Regions from separate parts of the Homo sapiens genome. Here region 2 is linked to region 1. A link is an interaction called in ENCODE POLR2A ChIA-PET data of the cell type or tissue named here. Cell type or tissue: OCI-LY7. All regions are shown on one strand. Links, peaks and the distances in the headings refer to the core of each region. The heading gives the core; the rest is flanking DNA. Region 1 overlaps DIAPH1 (diaphanous related formin 1). Region 2 overlaps HDAC3 (histone deacetylase 3).

Evidence for each region. Peaks named below come from ENCODE experiments on the same cell type or tissue, not always from the same donor. Only the 100,000 strongest peaks of a DNase experiment are listed, where the experiment ranks them.
Region 2: POLR2A ChIA-PET joins it to region 1 with 11 read pairs; 6 of 35 experiments call an interaction of 5 or more read pairs at or near these places.

The regions. Positions count from the first base shown.
Region 1 is chr5:141,525,557-141,533,416 of GRCh38, reverse strand. It overlaps DIAPH1 (diaphanous related formin 1), which reads left to right. Exons shown (of 28, transcript NM_005219.5): 20 at 3,720-3,814; 21 at 4,144-4,245; 22 at 4,476-4,715; 23 at 4,835-4,964; 24 at 5,720-5,844; 25 at 6,956-7,120; 26 at 7,244-7,379. Among named protein-coding and RNA genes, the nearest start is that of DIAPH1-AS1, 29 kb to the left of the region's middle. In OCI-LY7, for the core only: no CTCF peak of the experiment used is centred there; DNase peaks (open chromatin) are centred at 3,416 and 4,156; H3K4me3 peaks cover 2,451 bases; H3K27ac peaks cover 2,500 bases.
Region 2 is chr5:141,625,359-141,633,218 of GRCh38, reverse strand. It overlaps HDAC3 (histone deacetylase 3), which reads left to right. Exons shown (of 15, transcript NM_003883.4): 4 at 3,094-3,175; 5 at 3,303-3,359; 6 at 3,480-3,535; 7 at 3,913-4,046; 8 at 4,580-4,660; 9 at 5,032-5,105; 10 at 5,262-5,326; 11 at 6,936-7,025; 12 at 7,148-7,206; 13 at 7,455-7,534; 14 at 7,854-7,860. Among named protein-coding and RNA genes, the nearest start is that of HDAC3, 7.6 kb to the left of the region's middle. In OCI-LY7, for the core only: no CTCF peak of the experiment used is centred there; no DNase peak of the experiment used is centred there.

The DNA of each region.
Region 1 (7,860 bases), core at 2,135-4,634:
ACTCGTAACTCTTTGGTAGCAAAATTTCAAATGAGAAATTCCTCTGCAAAGTTGATATAGGTAGTACTTATTTGATGATCAGGACAAATGTTAAATTTTTGTTCTTTTTAATTACTCATCTACCTACTTCATACCAAGAAATATAGACTTAAATATTTATTTGACAAATATTTCAGGGTCTGCTATGTTATAGGCTCTATTAGGCATGTGTTCCAGAGATGAAAGGGTATTTTCCGTAAAACCCACTCATAGTCTTGTGATGCAGTTATTGTCCCTGTTTATCCAAATGAGAAAACCAAAGTTTAAATGATGCGAAGTGCCCAGATCACACAGCCAATAAGTACACATACCCATAAGTAAAGTCAGTGATACAATGAGACCAGTAAACTGTCACATTATTCTTGATTATATAATCTTAAATTATTGTCAATAACTATTACTACATAGTGTCTGTGGTGAAGTCTTATGGAGATTAAAGTATTGTGAGTCAGTTCCTCTTCCCAAGAGTATCTCTAGGAACATAAGACATGAGTAATTGGTTTAAAAAATGATACAAGAAAGACAATGGTGTAGTACATTATGATTTCTAGTGTTATGATATTGATATGGAAAACAGAATTTAAGAAAAGAAAATTGAGAGTAGTATAGGATAGGATGGTCTGGAAGATGGAATTTAGTGATTAAATGTCTCTCATGTGCTAATGATACAAAGCTGAATAAGACAATAGTCCCTGTCTGCATGAGCCACGTATTTGGTAAAGACAGAAAGGCAGATGATAACAGTGCAGATTAATAAATGCTATGATGGAGGTATGCTAGAATGTTTATGAGAGTACTAGGAAGGGAGGGATCTAAATCAAGTGGGGGCAGTGTTGGAGGGGCAAATCCCAGAAGATATTCTAAAGGAGGTACTACTTAAACTGAGTTGAAAGACCAATTAAGGAATTAAGGAGGCTGGGCATGGTGGCACATTCCTGTAATCCCAGCAGGAAGCTGAGGTGGGAAGATTGCTTGAGACCAAGAGTTCAAGACCAGCCTGGGAAACAAAGCAAGACCCCTGTCTCTACAAAACATAAAATACTAGCTGAGCACAGTGGCGTGTGCCAGTAGTCAACTACTCAGGAGGCTAAGGCAGAAGGATCACTTGAGCCCAGGAATTTGAGGTTGCAGTGAGCTGTGATTGCACCACTGCACTGCAGCCTGGGCAACAGAGTAAGACCCGTCTCAAAAAAAAAAACCAAAAAATTAAGTGAAGGCGGGAAGGTTGGCTTGTTTCAGGAGAGGGATCAGCATGTATGAGAGCATGAGATAACATTGTGCAGTTCAGGAACTGCAAGTAGTTGAGTACAACTGAGTAAAGTTTAAATCAGGAAAATGAGTGAGATTATCCTGTGTAATTTTTAGGAAGGCTGCTTTGGCAGTGATTTTGAGGCTGGATTGCTTTTTATCCTGTGTAATTTTTAGGAAGGCTGCTTTGGCAGTGATTTTGAGGCTGGATTGCTAAGGTAAGGGGAGACTATAGGCAGAGATGAGTTATGTCATTGTTTTAAACTAGGTGAGATGTGATCAGGGCCTGAAACTAAGGTGATGAGAATAAGAGAGGGAGAGGATATTAAGATGGTAGAATTAGGCTAGGTGCAGTGGCTCATGGCTGTAATCCCAGCACTTTGGGAGGCTGAGGCAGGTGGATCACTGGAGGTCAGGAGTTCGAGACGAGCCTGGTCAACATGGCAAAATGCTGTCTCTACTAAAAATAGAAAAATTAGCTGGGCATGGTGGAGCACGCCTATAATCCCAGCTACTCATGGGGCTGAGGCAGGAGAATCGCTTGAACCCGGGAAGCGGAGGTTGCAGTGAGCCAACACCATGCCGTTGCACACCAGCCTGGGTGACAGAGTGAGACTCATCTCAAGCAATAAATAAATTAAAATAAAAAACTAGCCAGATGTGGTGCCGCATGCCTATAGTCCCAGCCACTTGGGAGACTGAGGTGGGTGGAGGATTGCTTGAGGCTGGGAGGTCCAGGCTGCCATGAGCTATGACTGCACTGCTGCACTCTAGCTTGGGCAACAGAGTGAGATGCTGTCTCAAAAAAAAAAAAGAGAGAGAGAGAGAGAAGGTAAAATTAATGGAATTTAGTGATTGACTTGGGATAAAGGAGAAGGTGCTTTGAGGTTTAGGTCACTCTGCGGAAAGTGGTACCATTTACTGAAATAGGAAAATTCAGCAGGAACAGATTGTCTTTTCGGGGAGGTGGATGTGAGAGGTAGCAGGTTGGTGTCTTACTTAAAGTATATTCTCTAAGTGGCTGCCATCTTTTCATTGGCTTTGTGGTTATGGAATAAATCAGAGTCGTGGAAGTGAGAGAGAATAGGCTAGTTTAGATTGCTATAAAGTGAAAGAAAGAGAAACTGGTAATTTAGAGAGGAACATTGAGTAAGATTTAAAAAACTTGATTATGTATATATGATGAAGGGAAAGGTCTGTGGGGCTGCCTCTTCTGTTGACACATGAGGAAAGGATGAGTACATGGGAGTATATATACTTAGACGTAAATATATGAACACATGCCTCCTATAAGCTTACGAAAATGTTGGTATAGTTTTCTTCTAGGCGATTCCAAAAGGCTTATCTGAGTCTTTTCTAGTCTGGCTCTAACCAAGAGCCCTAGTGCTTTATTTTTAAGTAGGATAAGAGAAAGCTGAGCAAGTAATTTGACCAGTGGCTTTGATTTTTCTCAGTGAAGAGGAGCAGGGTCTTCCTGGAACAAATGGGGAAGTGGTGGGGCAGTGGGGAAAGTGGGAATATGTTGGAGGACCTGCCAAGAAGGGTGGGAGAAAGTGGAATTGGGACACACAAAGAGAATTGCTAACAGCGCGGAGGCCCCAGTTATCATTGGTGCTACTGCAAATTCATAGACTCCAGTCCGCATCAGCCTAGGTGTCAGAGTAGAGAAATGAAATGGCTAGACTGACCAGGGACCCAGAAGGAGAAGGAAGCAAAAGAAAGGTAATAGTAGGAGTAATAATACTAATGGGAGTCATAGTAGAGAGCAAATGAACTGATGGTTTAGAGGCTCCTAATGAAATAGGAAAGGCAGAGTGGAACTGATATATCAGTGAAAACAGAATGGTCAGGAGACTGGAAAGAGAGGTCCTGATAAGGCTGAAGAGTCAAGTGAGAGATTAGAAAGGGAGAGTTGAAAAAACAGGATGTATTTGTTAGGGAATAGGATATGGTGGTTTAAGGTCAAGGCAGCTTTGAGGATCACGTCCTGAGAGTGGGGAACTAAAGTAGAGTGGGGTGAAAGTCTTTGACGTATATATACTTTTTTGAGACGGGTCTCGCTCTGTTGCTCAGGCTGGAGTGCAGTGGTGCGGTCACAGCTCACTGCAACCTTGACCTCCTGGGCTCAGGTGATCCTCCCACCTCAGCCTGCCGAGCAGCTGGGACTACAGGTGCACACCACCACGCCTGGCTAGTTTTTGTATTTTTTGTGGAGATGAGGTTTCCCCATGTTGCCTAGGCTGGTCTCAAACTCTGGGGCTCAAGCGATCCGCCCACCTTGGCCTCCCGAAGTGCTGGGATTACAGGCATGAGCCACTGTGCCTGGCCTAAAAGAGCCCTGTTAGGAAGATTATCCAGCATAGGTTTGCAGGATGGGTTGGAAGCGGGAACAGACCGAGAAGAACATGTCTTAATATCTCATTTTCTGGCAGCAATCTTTTTGGGTTCCTTCCGCATGCCCTATCAAGAGATTAAGAATGTCATCCTGGAGGTGAATGAGGCTGTTCTGACTGAGTCTATGATCCAGGTAAGGAGTAAGGTGGTTCTGCTGGAGCAGGCTCTTCTGTGTCGCTGGGCACTGGCCTCATCTCTGTGTAGATGAAGAGGATCCTCCTCCAGCATTGCTGACTTATGAATGCTGGCTTTGAGAAACTGCCTTTTCTCTGGTGGTCAGATTACTTCTGGTATATTTTGCAAAAGTACCCCCATCTCAGTAGCTGCCTCTCTTCTCCCACCATATGTTTCTTTCTGTATGGTCCTTGAGCAGAGTGTGGGACTGACAACAGAGTAAAAGTTGTTTAGGCTTGAGTTGTTAGCGAATTCCCCTCCAGCTGAGATGTCTCTTCTGTCTTTCAGAACCTCATTAAGCAAATGCCAGAGCCAGAGCAGTTAAAAATGCTTTCTGAACTGAAGGATGAATATGATGACCTGGCTGAGTCAGAGCAGTTTGGCGTGGTGGTGAGTGAGGCCTGTGGCAGTAAGCGGTTTTCCACCTCCTGTATTCCCCTCCCCTCTAGAGAGCAGCCTGGGCATATGCTCCTTGCCGCTTGTCTGTTTTTGAACCTGTCTTAATCTCTCTCTTCTCCCTGCTCTGGAGCTGTGATCCTCCCATAGGAGGCTCAAGCGTGTATCTTTTTCTGACTTCCCCCTCTTTTGACTGTAATGGAACTGCTTGTGTTCTTTACTAGATGGGCACTGTGCCCCGACTGCGGCCTCGCCTCAATGCCATTCTCTTCAAGCTACAATTCAGCGAGCAAGTGGAGAATATCAAGCCAGAGATTGTGTCTGTCACTGCTGCATGTGAGGAGTTACGTAAGAGTGAGAGCTTTTCCAATCTCCTAGAGATTACCTTGCTTGTTGGAAATTACATGAATGCTGGCTCCAGAAATGCTGGTGCTTTTGGCTTCAATATCAGCTTCCTCTGTAAGGTGAGCCAAAGAGGTAGGGCAGGACAACACAAGGAAGGCTGTAGCCTCTATGAGTTCAGTGTTGGCAGGAGGCCATCTTGGACATGTCAGGATTTAACAGTTTCTCCTCTTTCTCTAAGCTTCGAGACACCAAGTCCACAGATCAGAAGATGACGTTGTTACACTTCTTGGCTGAGTTGTGTGAGAATGACTATCCCGATGTCCTCAAGTTTCCAGACGAGCTTGCCCATGTGGAGAAAGCCAGCCGAGGTGGGGCAGTTTGGAATGAAGCTAGAGCCCAAAAGTCTCTGCATGGGGAGGGAAATAAGACACAGTCTAGATGTGAGAGCATTTTCAGTTCAGACTATTTCAAGTGGAAATGAGATAGGATTTAGGCATGGTGCCTAAGTCACAAGGGCAGAGCGTATGGCTGAGGAGAGATCTTTATGTGTAGAAATAGGAAGCACTCTTTCTCTTCCTAAGGAAACACCAAACACCAAAAAACAGCTAGAAAGGCAGGTGTTTTTAGTCTAGGTTAATAGTTCTTTTCATTAAGAAAACATAGACTACATTAACAAAAATTAGGCCTCACTGTCCTGGAACTAGACAAAGAAAAAGCAGCATTCACTGGAAATTGGAACAGATTTCTGCCCCCGCCTCTATATTTCTATGTATATCTCCTTCCTCCCAAACCCTGTTCTCTAAAATAAATGAGACCAAGATCTCAGGGGATTTCATAGATTCATGTTAAATTAAATGAAGTCTCTCTTCTGTTCCTAGTACTGCATACCTTGTGAAGGCTGGAGGTTCAATGATCAAATAATTTATAGTTTCACTGGAAAGATGAAAACTTAAGTATGTGACACAACTAAAGTACATAAGGAACTAAAATTATTAAGTACCAGAATGTGTGTATAGACTGAAGCTATGCTCTGAAAGGTGAAACTAAGGGGTGTTGAGGCTGGGATTATTAGTAAGCTCTTGCTGTCTGTTTTTATGGTTTTTTTTTTTTTTTTTTTTTTTAGTTTCTGCTGAAAACTTGCAAAAGAACCTAGATCAGATGAAGAAACAAATTTCTGATGTGGAACGTGATGTTCAGAATTTCCCAGCTGCCACAGATGAAAAAGACAAGTTTGTTGAAAAAATGACCATATCCTCTCTTGAAAGGAGGGAGTTGTTCCCTAGGAAGGGAAAGAAAACTTCCTGTAGTGGGGGAAAAACAGGATAGATAGGGCAGTATGCAATTTTTTTCTCTTAAAAAACTCTTTTTCTTTAAATACATAGTTTTTTGGGTTTGTTAGTATTTTGAGACAGGCTCTCTCTGTGTCACCCAGGCTGGAGTGCAGTGGTGCCATCACGCCTCACTGCAGCCTTGACCTCTTGGACTCAAACGATCCTTACCCCCTCAGCCTCCTTGGTAGCTGGGACTACAGGCATGTGCCACCAGGCCCTGCTAAACTTTTTGTAACCTTTTTTTCTTTAGAGATGGGGTCTCACTTTGTTGCCCAGGCTGCATAGTTCCTGAGAGCATTCCATTGTTGTGGAGTAGAAGCACACCATGCAGATCAACCATAAAAGTCCCACCAACTCCCCTGCCTGTACCCCGTCTCCACTACACACGCTCACACATGCTTCCCTCTCTTTCCCCTCCCCAGAGGTAACCACTGCCACTGGACTTTATTCTGATTTGCACCTCATACATTTATTTTAAACAAAAACTGCATTGTATTGTGTTTTGCACATATGTCTTGGCCATGTTTCCATAATAGTATTTATAGAAAACCTCCTTTTAGGTCAAGAGATGGAGACCATCCTGGTCAGCATGGTGAAACCCCATCTCTACTAAAAATACAAAAAAATCAGCTGGGCGTGATGGTGCGCGCCTGTAGTTCCAGCTACTTGGGAGGCTGAGGCAGGAGAATTGCTTGAACCCAGGAGGTGGAGGTTGCAATGAGCCAAGATCGCGCCACTGCACTCCTGCCCGGCGATAGAACAAAACCCTGTCTCAAACAAACAAACACAAACAAACAAACAAACAACAGTTTAAACTGCCACCTTCTTTTTTTATAGGTGTACCATAGTTCATGGTTTACTATTCCCCTATTTAGGGGTACCTACATGGCTTTGGTTTTTGCTGTTATAAACAGTGCTGTATTGAACATCCCTTTGCATGCCAGTACTCATCTTTGAGTAATTCCTTGGGCTAGAGAAGTGGGTCTGCTTCTTGGTCTTGGTCTTGGTCCTTTACTCCTTGGCTGCACAGCTTTGTGAAGGATGCACAGGAACAGTATAACAAGCTGCGGATGATGCATTCTAACATGGAGACCCTCTATAAGGAGCTGGGCGAGTACTTCCTCTTTGACCCCAAGAAGTTGTCTGTTGAAGAATTTTTCATGGATCTTCACAATTTTCGGAATATGTTTTTGGTGAGCAAGGGATACTTGCTGACTGAATCTTTTGTGGGCATTTCTCACTTTCCCCTGGGTTCCTGTTGGCTGGTAGTAGGTATACAATGCCCATGTGTTCCTTCCTCCTCTTCCCTGCCCCAGCAAGCAGTCAAGGAGAACCAGAAGCGGCGGGAGACAGAAGAAAAGATGAGGCGAGCAAAACTAGCCAAGGAGAAGGCAGAGAAGGAGCGGCTAGAGAAGCAGCAGAAGAGAGAGCAACTCATAGACATGAATGCAGGTGAGGAGTGAAGACGGGTTGATGGGCTGAGATAGGAATGTTGGGAAGACTTCTCTGCCTAGAGTCTAGAGGCAGAGTCTCATGTCTGAGCTCACCTCCTGGCAAATGATTTTTGGCAGTCTTCACTCCGAGATCCTGATGCCGGACTTTAACCCCAATTCTGATACATGCGCATTCCAACTTGCCCTGGTTAAACTATTACCTTTTCTCTCCTTTGCTCGCTCTTGCATTCTCTCTCATTCCCCTGTGATTGTGGTATTGCTGTGATATATACTGTTTTCCTTCTGTCCATCCAAAGGTTCCTCTGGCCTGTTCTCATTCCCTCCACTAAATCTTTCGGGTTTTTTTCTGTAAAATATTTTCCTGACGCTCCTCCCATCTTTTAATTGTGGCGTGTCTTCCCTTTCTGCTTATTTCACAAAGTACTATGTCCCTAGTACCTTAGCACAGTTGTATGCACAATTAGATTTTAAATGGATTG
Region 2 (7,860 bases), core at 1,023-3,522, 100 kb before region 1:
CCCCTTGAATTTATTTCTTGAAGAAACCAGGTTGTTGATCCTGTAGAATTTCTTATGATAGCTACCATTTACTGAGTGCTTACTCTGCTAGGTATTATGCCAAGGGTTGCTGGTAAATCCACTTAATTCTCATACCAATCCTTAGATGTATTATAATAGACCTTTTTCTGATGTTATATATAAGTAAATTGAGGTTTGGGAATATCTAGGTAACTTAGCCGTAGTCACATAACTGGTCATTGGAGGGGGCATGATCCAGATCCCGGGTTTTTAAACCACTAATCTGTTTTCCTGAAAGATCTTAATGACAGAAGCAGCCAGGGCTGTAGGATAGAGGCCAACTCATTAGGCTGGCATTGGCACCTTTCCAACTTTATCCCTACACCTCAGCTGCACAGGATGCCTTCCTGGAATGCCCTTAGTTCTCTATTCAACCTCTTCAAGGCCTTCTCAGCCTTCACACCATCTCCATGAAACCTTTCTTGACCACACCAGCCCATAGAGCTCTGTCTTGCACACACTGCACTGCTCATTTGGTGTTCAGTCACATGCTGTTTGGGGAGGTTTCTTGTTTTTTTGTTAGTATTCCTGCTGTTATTTCTGAGCTCACTTTCTAGCTCTGTGAATACAGGGTCAGCCCTTACGCCACACTGGGGTCCCGTAGATGCTCTTTGTGCGATTAGGGAATGCTAATTAGAATACTATCTCTGGGCTATTTATGCTGCATCAGTCTTCCTGTCAAACAAGTTACAGTTGTGCTTATCTGTATTTCCGATGAGAATCAGGAATTTTTCTTCTGTTTAATGAATTTCTGATTGGTTTCAAAGTATTCTAACATAAGTAGCCAAATTGTACTATAGGCCTTTAAATGAAAAAAATAAAAAAGTAGTCCCAAGCCGGGCGCAGTGGCTCACGCCTGTAATCCCAGCACTTTCGGAGGCCGAGGCGGGTGGACCACCTAAGGTCAGGAGTTCAAGACCAGCCTGGCCAACATGGTGAAACCCCATCTCTACTAAAAATACAAAAATTAGTCATGTGTGGTGGCACGTGCCTGTAGTCCCAGCTACTCCAGGAGGCTGAGGCAGGAGAATTGCTTGAACCCGGGAGTTGGAGGTTGCAGTGACCTGAGATTGCACCACTGCACTCCAGCCTGGGCAACAGAGTGAGACTCTGTCTTAAAAAAAAAAAAAAAAAAAAATTCCAGACCTCTCCTTTTCACCCATAAATCCCTCTGCCCAGTGACAGCCACTTTCAGCTCCTTTCCCCTATGTCTTCTGGTATTTACCTTTGGATTTCTAAATAATAATATTAATTGACTGTTATTACTAATCTGTAATCCTTAGGTAATACCTGTTATATACTAGGTACTGTTCTAAGTGCTTTACAGCCATTAGCTTATTTAATCTCAACAACCCCTATGAAGCAGGGTCTATTATTGTTTCCTTTTACCGATGAGGACACTTAAGCACAGAAAGGTTAAACAGTTTGTACAACCTCACTATCATTAGTAGGTGTTAAAGAACCTAGGTAGTCTAGCTCCAGAATCGGTGCTTGTAATCATACTCCCCTCCTGTATTGTCTCTCATTGCTATTTCTTCGTCTGTCAATTTTAGGCATTATCTGTTAAGCTTTTAGTATGGGATATGAGCATTTAGTCTTCTTACACCATCACATTGGCTTCCTTTCCCCTTTCAGCTTCATAGTAATTTAAAAATAAATCAGTATTCTGTGTTTACATTATTATAACTCTGAAAGATTCATTTACTATCAAGCCAAATAGTGTAGTGTGATTTAATCTATTTTCTTCTAAAGCTTTTTGTTTTTCCTGGAGCTGACAATTGCATTATTTTTTCATTTGCTTAGTTTTCTGGTATTAATCACTAATTCTTTCCAAGCCTTTTGAGAAACTATAAAACCCTACAATTCTTGCTTGAACCCGGGAGGCGGAGGCTGCAGTGAGCCGAGATCGCACCATTGCACCCCAGCCTGGGCGACAGAGCAAGACCCCATCTCAAAAAACAAACAAACAAAAAACCCCTACAGTTCTGTTTTTCACATGGTCAAATGTATCAGCTGCACTATTTTTTTTTTTTGAGACCTAAAACTAGGGATTGCCTAAGCCTTTCCTTTTTAAAAAGTCAGGTTTATATAGGTATAACTTGCATACAGTAAAATTAACCTTTTTTAGGTGTAAGAGTTCTGAGAGGTTTGATAGAATATATCAAGGTATAGGGCCAGCGCCGATGGCTCACACCTGTAGTCCCAACAATTTGGGAGGCCAAGGCGGGAGGATCACTTAGGCCCAGGAGTTTGAGACCAGCTTGGGCAACATAGTGAGACCCTGTCTCTACAAAAAAAAAAAAAAAAAAGGTATCAAGGTACAGGAAATTTCCACTACCCAACAAAGGTCACTCACCCTTTTGTAGTTAATAACTTCTCTGCAACCTAGATCCAGCCAACTACTGATAAGATGTCTGTCCTTGTATTTTACCTTTTCCAGAATGTTACATAAATGGAGTCATACAGTAAGTAGGCTTTTGTGTCTGGCTTCAAGCCTTTACTTTTTATAAAGAATAACAATGGTAATAATTATAGCTGACATTTATTAAAGGCTGAGCGGATACTGTATACTGTGCTACAGGCTTTTCGTGGGTTATCTCATCACTGTTTCACATATGTAGGTATACAGTTCTTTCTTTAAAATATGTGACTGAAAAATATTATTGAACATTATGCTAAAATTTGTTACACTGAGAAGACTAAGAAAAACAGAGCTCATGTTTTCTTTCAACTGATTTCCTTTTTACATTGTACTTGAGTACCTGGAAGCTGCTTGCTTCTTTCCGCAGCTAGGATACAAACTCCCTGACAGTTAAGTGCTTCTTTACTTCCCATCCAGTGCCTTGCACAGGGCTTGGTACATGGTTTGGTCCAAAATATTTGTTGAATAAATTTGCAGATAGCCCACGTGTGTAGGAGAGGGAGAGAAGGTTCTTGAAAAATGGAGATTGGAGGAATCTAGGATGGGGAGGGAGATATGGGAAGGGCCCAGACAGAGGCAGGAGGGTTCCAACTTGTTCCTCTTCCCTGCAGCCCAGTGTTTCCCGGGCTCTTTGAGTTCTGCTCGCGTTACACAGGCGCATCTCTGCAAGGAGCAACCCAGCTGAACAACAAGGTGACATAGTCCCGAGTCCTGTTCTTCCTTTCCTCTGGATCCCTGGACTCGGGATTTAACCCTGATCCTGGGCTCCCAGCTTGAGGGGTGGGCAGGAAGGACTGTGACTTAGGTGTTTGTCTTTCAGATCTGTGATATTGCCATTAACTGGGCTGGTGGTCTGCACCATGCCAAGAAGTTTGAGGTGAGTGAGGAGGTGATGGGAAAGACAGTGGCCATCCTAGGGTAGGTGTTTAGGATGATGGTGGGGGGCAGCTGGGAGGGGAATTGCTCTTCTCTTTATGAGACCACTGTCTTGCCATAGGCCTCTGGCTTCTGCTATGTCAACGACATTGTGATTGGCATCCTGGAGCTGCTCAAGTAAGTAGCCCAGGAGGAGATGGGGGCAGTTACGGGATTCTTGGCTGAGGAGGTCTCTCAGTCTCAACCCTGACCTTGACCTCCCTCCTCCCTGATTAGCTTCTCCCAAGTTCTTGATGCTTTATTCAGGCTGCCTCTTCCACTGCTGCAGATTCCCTACTGCCTGCTCACATTTCAGCCTTCTCTGCATATCCCTCTCCTGTCCCTGCCTCTAGCCTCTAGGCTGGAGCCCCCAGTTGCCTTTAGGGAACTGGTGACATTAAGTTTCAGGTGACCAGGGCAGAAGCAGACTCTTCACAATTCGAGACCCGGTGTTTGAGAGGAGTGGGTTGGGGGGTTCACTTCTAGCTCAGACCCTGGCTTTGGCTTCCCTCTAGGTACCACCCTCGGGTGCTCTACATTGACATTGACATCCACCATGGTGACGGGGTTCAAGAAGCTTTCTACCTCACTGACCGGGTCATGACGGTGTCCTTCCACAAATACGGAAATTACTTCTTCCCTGGCACAGGTATGGGAATAGGGATTACTTTCCCCTTTGCACCCTTCAGCTCTTTACTATGAGTGCCTCCTTCTCAGCCTTCTAGTCTCATCTCAGGTGTCCCCTCCTCAGAGAAGCCTTTCCTTACCACTCCAGTTATCATAATCACCTCCTTCCCCATTCCTCTGTTACATCAGCCTCATTGTTTCCCTCAGAACACTCACTGCTATTTGTGTTTATTGTGGTTTTTTGTTTTGTTTTGTTTACTGCCTCCCTCCTCCTCATGGCTATTCCCTAAGAATATAAGCGTGGTGGGATATCGTAAATTTCATTAGTTCCATTCGTTGCTGCATCCCTACTGCCTAGTACACAGTTGGCTCAGAGTGGATCCCCCAAAACTATTTGCCCAATGAATGCAAGCTGCAAGAGATTTAGTGGCTCTAGGGAGTTTATGGTGAAGCTACATAGATGGAATGAGAGGCTCCCAGAGTGCAGATTGGGGCTGAAACAGCTGGGTTGTGGGTGCTTCCCATGTGTGGCTACCACCACCCACTTCCCTACAGGTGACATGTATGAAGTCGGGGCAGAGAGTGGCCGCTACTACTGTCTGAACGTGCCCCTGCGGGATGGCATTGATGACCAGAGTAAGTACCGAAGTCTTCCCTCTGTTCCCTAGGCCCCTTCTTTTTCTCCTTGAAATAACCTCTTCTGCCTGGTATTGTCTGCTGTTGGGCCAGTTGTCCTTAAGGATGAATGGCCTTCAGAGGGACCATGAATCTCTGGAAATTGTATGCAACATATCATGTGTATGTGCATTTTTCTGGGAAAAGTCATTGGCTTTCATCAGTCACTCATAGCAGTCTGGGATCCCTTCCAGAAGTTTCAGACCAGTGATTTGATTCTTTTGGGTGGCCCCTTTCCTGGGCTACATGCTCGCTCAACCCCCTTTTTCCTTTTGTTCCCTGTCTCCCCATCCCCTTGGGGTGCCAGGTGCCCATCTTTGGCCCTCTCCCAGGTTACAAGCACCTTTTCCAGCCGGTTATCAACCAGGTAGTGGACTTCTACCAACCCACGTGCATTGTGCTCCAGGTAATACTGTCAGTTCCTCCTCAGGAGTGTTCTGCCTGGGCTTGGGGAAAGAGAGCAAGGGAAGAGGAGGTTCTTTAGGTTGGTGGTGGAAGGGGTATCTGTGATGTTCTGATCAGTTCTGATCACTGCACTTTCCTGGGGTTTTGCTTTTTGCAGTGTGGAGCTGACTCTCTGGGCTGTGATCGATTGGGCTGCTTTAACCTCAGCATCCGAGGGCATGGGTGAGACTTGCTCTCCTTCTTCTCCCCAAGGTTTTTAAGTGGCCTTGGACTTCAGTACGTGGGTGGGGGTAGTTGGGGAATGGGCCTCACCTCTTCTTGGAAATCAAAAATAGCTACAAATTGTACTTGAACTAGAAATGTCATCTTGAACAGGGTTCCCTAGATGGTCATTCATTCACGATATATTTTTATTAAGCACCTGTTATGTTCCAGGCATCATACCACATCATGGGGATGGAATAAGGAGTCTCCCATGGAGTTTACAGTTTAGGAAACAGACAAAAAATAAATAATCAAATGAAATAAATAGATTCTTATAAATTCTGTGAAAGAAAAAAAGAAAGCTGAGACACAGGATACAATGGGGGACCTACTTGAGATAGCATGGTTTCGGAAAGTTTTTCTGAGGAAGTAAAATTTGAGTTGAGACCTGGAGACTAAGAAGGAGTGAGTCATAAGAGGAGCAGAGAGAAGCCTGACCCAAGCATGGACAAAGGCCCACAAAAGGCTCTGAGGGCTGGGCCCAGTGGCACACACCTATAATCCCAACACTTCCAGAGGCCAAGGTGGGAGAATCGCCTGAGGCTAGGAGTTTGAGGCCAGCCTGGGCAACATAGTGAGAGCCATCTCTACAGAAAATAAAAAACAAAATCAGCTGGGCATGATGGTGCATGCCTATAGTCCTAGCTACTCAGGAAGCTGAGGCAGGAGGATCACTTGAGCCTAGGAGTTTGAGGTTACAGTGAACTATGATTGTGCCACTGGACTTCAGTCTGTTGAGGTGAGGTCCGAGAAGCTGGCCATGGTGAGATTGTGCAGAGCCTTTAAACCCTGGTAAGGAGTTTGAATTATATTCCAAAGATGATGGGAAACCATTGAAGGATTTTAAGCAGGAAAGTGACATGATCCAATTTGTGTTTGAAAGTGACAATTCTGACTGCTGAATAGAGAAAGGTTTGGGTAGGGGGGATGGAGATGGAAGTAGAAAGACCAGTTAGGAAGCCATGGTGTTGGTTAGGTGCCCAGACTAAGGTGGAGGGGGTGGCAATGGAGAGAAGTAGATGATCTGAGAGGTGTGTGTGTGTGTGTGTGTATATATATATATATACACACACACACACACATATATATGTTTTTTTTTTTCTTTTTTGAGATGGAGTCTTGCTCTGTCACCCAGGCTGGAGTGCAGTGGCACGATCTTGGCTCAGTGCAAGCTCTGCCTCCTGGGTTCAAGCATTTCTCCTGCCTCAGCCTCCTGAGTAGCTGGGACTACTACAAAGGCGTGAGCACCGCGCCGGGCGTGAGTTATATTTTCAAGGCTAGAATTGACAGAACTTGGGTTGATGAGAATAGTTGATTAGCAGGCAGGGTGCCAGGGAGGGTGTTGAGCAGAACAGAGGGGGGACTGTGCTTTATTTTAAAATTTTTATTGAGACACAGCATATAAAGTATACCCAAATCTTAAGGGTATAACATAATGAATTTCACTATCAAGATAAAGATTTAGAACATTTATAGTTTTCTTGTGCTCCTTTCAGGCAATACCTAAAGGTATTTACCTTGTCTTTTGATAACCTCCTCCACATCTTCCTCTGGTTCCTTTTAACAGGGAATGCGTTGAATATGTCAAGAGCTTCAATATCCCTCTACTCGTGCTGGGTGGTGGTGGTTATACTGTCCGAAATGTTGCCCGCTGCTGGTGAGCACTCTCCTGATTTCCTCCCCTGTTGTCCAGTGTGAGCTAGGGTGTCCCTCAGATATGGCCACATGGGTCCTTCAGCCCACTTGGTCAGCCTGCTCCCCTCTGCTGGTTGGTTTCAGGACATATGAGACATCGCTGCTGGTAGAAGAGGCCATTAGTGAGGAGCTTCCCTATAGTGGTAAGGACCACCCCACAACACCCCCATAACAGGAAGGCCATTCTCACCAGATTCCAGAATGACCTGGTTTGAAGGCACATGGGAAATTTTACACTCTCAGAGCTCTGCAGACTAAACCCCTGGGCTCAGAGCAGGGAAGAGATTGGGCAGCTATTATGTAGGTGCTCTGGATGGGAAGGAAAAAGATTGGGAAGTCTTGTTAGCTGCCTTTCTCAGTCTGAGCCATACTTTCTCCTCTCCTCCCCAAGAATACTTCGAGTACTTTGCCCCAGACTTCACACTTCATCCAGATGTCAGCACCCGCATCGAGAATCAGAACTCACGCCAGGTCAGCAGCTCAGAAAAGCTGAGCACAAACTTCTCCTGAAAGGTGGAGCCCAGGAGAGGTCAAAGATGTGGGAAGTAGGAAAAACCAAAGAGAAGGAAGTTCTAAGCCATCACAGTCACTGTTATTGACTAGGAGGCAGTCCAGTTTAAAGTAGAGGCAGTTGGGGTTGGTGGGGAGGGAGAGCTATCAGTTGGGGGACCTGAACTAGAGGTACCACTGAGATGAAAACCAGTATGGTAGGGGTAAAAGGCAGCTAGGAGATTCCATGTCCTGGGAATCTCTGGAAACTGCTCACTCTGTATTCCTCATTTCCAACCAGTATCTGG